Regions from separate parts of the Homo sapiens genome. Here all the other regions are linked to region 1. A link is a loop called in an ENCODE intact Hi-C map of the cell type or tissue named here. Cell type or tissue: natural killer cell. All regions are shown on one strand. Region 1 holds the start of MIR3681HG (MIR3681 host gene). Region 2 overlaps MIR3681HG (MIR3681 host gene). Region 3 overlaps MIR3681HG (MIR3681 host gene).

Evidence for each region. Peaks named below come from ENCODE experiments on the same cell type or tissue, not always from the same donor. Only the 100,000 strongest peaks of a DNase experiment are listed, where the experiment ranks them.
Region 2: a loop joins it to region 1, with 3 times the contacts of the local background. A loop is called at or near these places in 4 of 110 quality-filtered maps.
Region 3: a loop joins it to region 1, with 7 times the contacts of the local background. A loop is called at or near these places in 4 of 110 quality-filtered maps.

Annotation. Positions count from the first base shown.
Region 1 is chr2:12,005,014-12,007,513 of GRCh38, forward strand. It overlaps MIR3681HG (MIR3681 host gene), which reads left to right and starts at 2,103. Exons shown (of 6, transcript NR_110196.1): 1 at 2,103-2,214. RefSeq lists enhancers at 1,332-1,381, 1,890-2,184. In natural killer cell, no CTCF peak of the experiment used is centred here; a DNase peak (open chromatin) is centred at 1,088; H3K27me3 peaks cover 1,432 bases.
Region 2 is chr2:12,056,292-12,058,791 of GRCh38, forward strand. All of the region lies in intron 2 of MIR3681HG (MIR3681 host gene), which reads left to right. Among named protein-coding and RNA genes, the nearest start is that of MIR3681HG, 50 kb to the left of the region's middle. In natural killer cell, no CTCF peak of the experiment used is centred here; a DNase peak (open chromatin) is centred at 1,400; H3K27ac peaks cover 728 bases.
Region 3 is chr2:12,063,103-12,065,602 of GRCh38, forward strand. All of the region lies in intron 2 of MIR3681HG (MIR3681 host gene), which reads left to right. Among named protein-coding and RNA genes, the nearest start is that of MIR3681HG, 57 kb to the left of the region's middle. In natural killer cell, a CTCF peak has its summit at 1,162; a DNase peak (open chromatin) is centred at 1,319; H3K4me3 peaks cover 1,285 bases; H3K27ac peaks cover 240 bases; H3K27me3 peaks cover 185 bases.

The DNA.
Region 1 (2,500 bases):
CTGGGCTGGGAAGGGATGCCCAGGTGAGTCTGGACCTGGGGAGCAATAATTGCAAATGATTCTGTCCACGTAATTTTCCGTCCATTGTCCCAGAATGCTCCATGTCTTTTGTATGTTACAATCTAGGTTTCTCGGTGGTGGTAGACGTGATGGTAGTGCTATTAGTGGTAACGATATTGACAATAATAAAACACTTTTAAAGTGCTTATGAATATTTCTGGTACTATTCTGAATACTAAATGATAATGTATTTTGTCCTCACAATGCCCTTGTGAATGAGGAACTAATATTTTCCTGATTTTACAGGTTAGAAAATGAAGGGACAGAGAGGTTTCCTTTTTTTTTGACTAATTTCCTTAGAAAGGAAGTATATTACTTTGCTAGGGCTGCCATAACAAAATACCACTGACTGGGCGGCTGCAACAACAGAAATTTATTTTCTTGCAGAAAGGCGGCTGACAGTCCAAGATCAAGGTGCCAGCAGGGCTGGTTTTTCCTGAGACCTACTTCCTTGGTTTGTAGATGGCCATCTTATTGCTGTGTCTTCACATGGTCTTGTCTCAGAGGCATGCATGTCTCCAGCCAAATGTCCTCTTCTTGTAAGGACACCAGCCCTATTGGACTAGGACCCCACACTTATAACCTTAACTAAGCCTGTAAAGGCTCTGTCTTCAAATACAGTCACATTAGGGGCTAGAACTTTGACATGTGAATTTCATATCATAAATACAGAGAAGTGCAATTTGGTGGTAATAGCTAAGATGAATAGGAATTCTGATATGATTTTGAGACACATTCTCACTTAAAGTCTCAGCATATAAATAAAGTTTAATCACCTTGAAGATCAGACAGCTTCTTAAATATAATGATCCATTCTCAATTACCTATTAGTGGGAGGCCACGATAATAGAGAACTGAATTCCAAATATAATTAAAAATATTCGTGTCACTGCTTAGATGCCATCTCTTTCTTTACCAAACTTAAAAAAAGAAAAGTCTCTCCCCTAGAGCTCTTAAACCACATGATTCAGCTACTAACCGAAGCTCACCCTTTTGGATTTCCCCTGCTGTACTGTGGTCGAGGTGCTAATTAGCAGGGAAAGTGCCAAATGGCAGGCAGCCAGAGGAAAAGCAGAGAAGCTGAAAGACCTGCACAAACTGCAGGTTTGTGAGTTGCAAAATTGAGATATGCCTCTAATGAGTTATGTATTAAAGCCCCTCTGCCCCATGACAGCAACGTCACCCTGGCAGAGACCTCCAGTTTCCTTACCTGGTAAACGGGGATTATAATAATACCACATTCCCAGGCTTGCAGGGTATTAGACCAAATCAGCTAAGAGCAGCAGACTAAGAAACTGGTCTTTATTGAGCATATATTTTATGTCAGACACTTGGCAACATGATTCATTTAATTCTCACATTGATTCTATAAGGTAGGCATGGCTAGCTCCATTTTGTGGATGGGTAAACTGAGGCTGGAGAAACTTGCCAAGTGTCACATACCAATTACACTTGAACCTCACTCCAAAGGCTTTGCTCCTTCTACTGACCCGTGTTGCAGAAATGCCTGGCCTTTTGTGAGCACTCGGTAAATGTCTGTCATTGTTGGAGAGAAAAGGAAAAAAATTATCTCCTTGCTATGAATTTAAACAATATATTTTAAAGCTGCTGGGAGCCTTTTTGTCCTGGTTTTCTGCATCTGATTTACCTGTCCCATTTTAACCATTCATGTGAACATTGTTATGTAACTAGCACATGCTTTTACTGTGTATAACTTAGTGTTACATAAATCTAAAGGCTGCTGACTGCTAGCAATCTTTTAAATGTAATGAGCTGAAAGATTTGCTTTGAGCCTTGGGGCAGGATAGCTTTGGCTTAACCATTTGCTGAGTTCAGCTTTTAGGAGGATAAGTTTACTGCATCCCTTCAATAATCCAACTGAAGCCTGGATTCCAAGCAACTGTAGATGAGATTTAAGTCTCCAAGAATGTTAGAAACTTAAATAAAACAAGGCTTAAGCAGAAAGTCCTCACAATGGTGTCCACATTCCATCAGGATGACGTAATCGAAGGTTGGAACCAGGCGGCCTCTGCCTTTGTGTTCCGGGACCCCTCACTCAGTGCAGAGGGAAATTGACACAGCCATGATGAGGCCTGGCTCACAAGAGCCATAGTTACTGTAGGAGTTTCTGTGGCTAAATATGCTTAGCTATTGGTGGGTTTCTCAGCTATGACAATGGTCTCCGTAAAAACACAGAACAAAAATTTTTGGTTAATTGAGGTCAAATTTTGTGTTAAAGGAGGGTTAATTTCCCTCCCCTCTAAGAGAAGAGTCTCTATGTGTTTAAAAACATGTTAACATTTAGTCTTGTCTGTTTTGTTGATCAGTTGAAGTCAGAGCAATAAAATCCCAGGGGTGGAAAGGGTGCAAAGGGCCATTGGGTTCATTTCCCTCATTTGGAAGCCAAACACATGCAGGTGATGATCACACTGTCCTTGAG
Region 2 (2,500 bases), 51 kb after region 1:
AGGGATGGATTATGGGATTAGCAAGAAGGTTAGAATTGCAGGGGACTGCAATGGACATGAGGTGGGGGCTTCTTGAGGTCCTCACCTGAGCAGGGAAGGGTCTGGGAAGAGAGACTTTAACTAGAGGCTGAGCCCCACCTTCTGAGGATGTGATGCAGAGGTTCTGCCTCAAATCCTGCCGGAGCATTGCTTTACAATTAATTCTGGAGCCCTGCCTGCAGCTCCAGTTTGTTAAATAGGACTCTGATACCCACTCAGAGGGTTAGAGTCTGTTCCTGCCTTCCATGGTCCATTCTGTACCTGAAAGTCTGAGGCAGCTGCTCTCTGACTTCAAGCATTCATACCAGATCACCTCTTGATAATGCTGGATCAGTTCAGATCAAGCCTGACTTCACACTGATGCTGTGGCCTCCCTATAGCAGTACATATAATAATATGGTTTCCTTAGGTTGAGAACCTAATAGATACATTTCCATTAGATACATCATTTTTGATCCTCACAACAGCCCCATGTGGGGGCTGAACTAGGGTGGGGTAGATACCATCTCCTTGGAATAGGAGAAAGAATGGCAGTCCAGTGAGTTTATATTGCCTTGTACCAGGGCACTGGCTAAGAAGTGGTGAGGCAGGAGCTTGGCCCCTGGTGTAGGTGACTCCACAGGCTTCGTGTTCCATCTGCCCTGGCCTGGGGGACAGCTCTAGGAAGGTTTTGATTCATATTCCTCTTGATACCTGAATAAATTATCCTTTTAAATGGCTACCCACCTCCCTTTAACTTTTGTCTTCTGGCTTCTCAGGCCAAAAGACAGGGGTGACCAGACTGAGACAGCTGGCTGAAGGAACACCGGTCTCTGCCGACACTGCCTATGTCTCTGGGTCTGAACTGTCTGCTGAGTGTGTGGGGGCTCTGAGATGTTCCTGTTCTCCACAGAGGGCCTCTGGCTTTCAAAGCTGTGGGGGATTTATCATGCTTCAAGGTAATTGGAAGATGGACCTTCCAGAACCCCCTCGAGTTAGTCCCTTCTACCTCCTATGAGACCCTCATCATAAATGGTGCCATGAAGGTCTCCTACTGCATGTGACCTCGAAATAAACCAAAGCAGTGGCTTGACAGGTGCATGTCCTTGCAGGCAGAATTCATTCAAGGGGGAGAGCCACAGAGGAGTCACTTTGGAGTCTCTGGGTTTGCAGTGGCCCCTCTGACTTCTTACCACCCACCCTGAGAGGCATGCAGGCTGGTGAAGCATGGACCACGCCAGCTGTTTCTGTCAGCTGAGCCACAGAAGGGAACCACAGGGCCCTGAGGGTGACTTGGCCAACCACAGGGGGCCGGCAGCAGGAGGGGCCGTGGGGACAGCAGGATTTGGGTTTCCGCTTTCTCACAGGCAGACTCAATTGATGGCCTTGGGGTCCTGCCGAGCAGGGGTGACTCAGCTTCCTTTGTGTGCATGGTCGCCTCGCTGAAGAGAGGGGGGCCCTTGACAACCCGGGGCTCCTTCTGCCTCTTCTCACTCCACTTCCTGCTCGAGAAAACCTCTGGTAATTTTTCCAGTCCCTGTTTACCTTAAAACTTGTCGGAAAAAACAAGTTCGCACTTCAGATTTCTACAGCATTTGACACTTTACAAAACGCTTTCTTACACACTGGTTCATCCAATGTTCACACCAACTCTGTGTGATTGTGAGGAGGCTATTGTCATCACAGATGAAACACACAAGGAAAGTGAGACCCAGCCAGGGTAGGAGATTTGTCCAAGGCCACAGGGCTTGTTGGTGGAGGGTTGACTCTGCTGGGAGCTTGAGTCCAGGATCCTAGGATACTCATCCAGGACCTTTGTACACTTTCTTGGGAATGCCTCAATATATTGCTCTTTCCCTGTGCTCATCACATGTTCTAAAAGCACTTTGTTGATTGAGTGACTGATCATAATCTTCATCCATGTCAGATGGATGCTTAGGGATTGAAAAGACATGAGCTTTAGAGACGCAATTCAGTTTCGAGCTATACTAAGACCCTTATTAGCTATGTGACGTTAGATACAGCACACATTCCCTGAGCTGCAGTTTCCTCTGAAGAAGGAGGCTAATAATGCTTAATTTCAAGGCAGTTCTGAGATTTATATGAAATGATACGTGTCAAAGGCCGGCTCAGTACTTGCTACACAGAAGGTGCATGCAATTCAAAGCTCTGTCATCATCCTCACCATCATACTTAGCTTCCAAAATTCAAGAGAGTTGAACTAAATCTCACAGATAGTTTCTTTATACATGGAACAATACCTTTACTTAGTAAGATTTAAAAATTTCTAGACATGAATGCACAAAATAAAGTCAAATATGGTCCTGGTTGATTTAGCCACTATAATTAAAAAAAAGAAGAAGAATAATACCGCATACGTGAATGTCCACATTCAGCTCTCCACATACTCTGTATGAAGGCTTTTCATCATTTCTGTAGACCTGTTTTGTATGGCTAACATTCCTTGCCTTCTTAACAGAGT
Region 3 (2,500 bases), 58 kb after region 1:
ACTGGTCTTGAGGGAGTCAGAAAAATGGTCTCCCAAGGATGCCTGTAACCTAATACCTGGAATCTATGTCACATGACATATTTGCAGGTGGAAATAAGGAGATTAGCCTGGATTATCTGGATGGGCTCAACATAATTATATAAACCCTTAAGAATAGATGAGGGGTATATACCCCAAAGAGTTAGAAACAGATACTCCAATACACGTTCATACCTGCACTAATCACAATAGCCAAAAGGTGAGAACAACCCAAATGTCCATTGACAGATGATTTCATAAATGAAATGCAGTCTACACAAGCAATGGAAAATGATTCAGCCACAAAAAGGTCTGAAGTACTGATACGCACCATGGCCCGGATGAACCTCTCAAACAATACGCTAAGTGAAAGAAACCAGACATAGAAGACCACACATTGTGTAATCCCATTGATATGAAATCTGTAGAACAGGTAAATCCATAGAATCAGAAAGTAGATTGGTGGCTGCTACGGGCTTGGGAGAGGAGGGAATGGTGGTTTTATTGCTTAATGGGTCAGGGGTTTTACTTAGAAGTGATGAAAATGTGATTTGCACAACATCGTGGATGTAGTAAATGTCCCTGAATTGTTCACTTTACAGTGGTTAATTTTATGTTATGTGAATTTCACTTCAATAGAAAAAGAAAGAATGGAAGAGATACAAAGAGGTGTCGGTCAGGGAGATGCAGCAATAGAAGCAGCGGCAGGACACATCCCAAGTGTGAGAGGGACTCACCCCTTTGCTGCTGACTCTGAAGATAGACAAAGGGTCCAAGCCAAGGAATGCAGGTGGCCTCTAGAAACTGGGAAAGGGTCTCAGCTGACAACCGTTAATCAAATGAGGACCTTAGCCCAGAACCAGAGGGAACTGAATTTTACCAACAACCTGAATGAGAGAGAAAACACATTCAAACAGGATGGAATGCAGTCCTCAGACACCTTGCTGTTAGCCCAGTGAGACCTGTACCAGACCTCTGACAAAAGAGTAAGACGATCATACATTTGTGCTGTTGTAAGTCACTAAATCAGCTATCTTTTTTTACAGCAGTGATAGAAAATAAATAAGGACTCCTACCTAGAGTTTTCTTTTCTCTCCCGTTCATCAGGCAAGCCCATTCTCTGCATGCTCTGACCAGGCACCTGCGCTCTGAGGGCTTCAGTGGAGTGGCCAGGCTTGGCTGGGGACCCGCCCTCTGTGCTCCCGAAGCCCTGGTGTTTATTTCTGTAACTACACCTAACACATGGTATGCAGCCTGTTGACTTACTTGCTGTTCTCCCTACATTGCACTGGGAGTTCCTGAGGTTATCACCTCCTCGCTATTACTGTCAACACCCTGTCCACATCCTTTGGTCTTAGTCCAGATGACTTTCTGTCATTGGCAAGCTAGTTGAGGTATAGTTAACAACTCCCCATCTCCCCTCAGCAGTTCTTAGCTGAGGCATGATGGAAGTGGGTGTATAAATACCCCAGCTCTTCATTCCTCAAGTGGGATAGCTCAGAGGCCTGTGTTCTATATCACTTTTCCCAAGCTTCCCTGCTTTATTAAGCATCATTCACTCACCGTATTACCAGGCTTAGTAACACTTCCAGGGCTGGCTACATAATTTGTGAAAATGTAGGGCCACTTTTTAAAAAATCAAGGGAAAAGTGCTATTAAGAATATTAAAATAAAAATTTTTCCCTTTTTCCCATGGCCTCTCCCTCAATTTTTCATGGTATTTAAAAAAATTGTTGTTTAATGTTGTTCTAAGTGAGGAAAATGAAAACTTTAAATTATTAGCAATGTGTTTTATCTTCCATCTTTATAGTGTGCAATGCCAGTTTTAAGTGCAAATATGAGAGCATTTAACTAGCATGTGGAATTACCAAAATTATACAACTTTTATTCTACAGCCCATATACTAAAGTTCAAGGATGAAATCATTGAGAATTTCAAGCAGAGACCCCACAGCATTAAATCAAGCAGGAGGCCTTCTGCACACGGGCACTGTGGAATTGTGCAGGTTGCATGCCATGAAGCTAGGCCCGGACAGGCCCTTTGCTGACTGCCTTCCCACCCCCATATCATTTCTTCATCTCCTTGACAGTGTTCCTTTAAAATTAACTACCTGCATGTGACTCCTGCTCTCAGGGTCTGCTTTTTCCGGGGGAATCCACAGTATATCCCATCACTGTATTCACAGTATTGGCACAGGAAGATGGTAAGCAAAGGCTTCTAGATTTGAGCCTGGTGCTTTTGAAGAGACTATGGTAGCTACAGCTTGGGGTGATTGTCGAAGCCTCCCTGGAGAAGGCAGGGAGGAGATGTGTAGATAGGCGATTAGTTGGAGGAGAGTGGAGGGAAGTCTACGTATTGTGACTGAGTGCTATGAGCGAATCTGTAGGTAGGGACGTGGTAATGGCCCTCGAAGGTGCTCCAAGATAGCTTTCAAAGGCTGTCATGCACGTAATCACATGTGAAGCTCAGCAAACCAATGAGG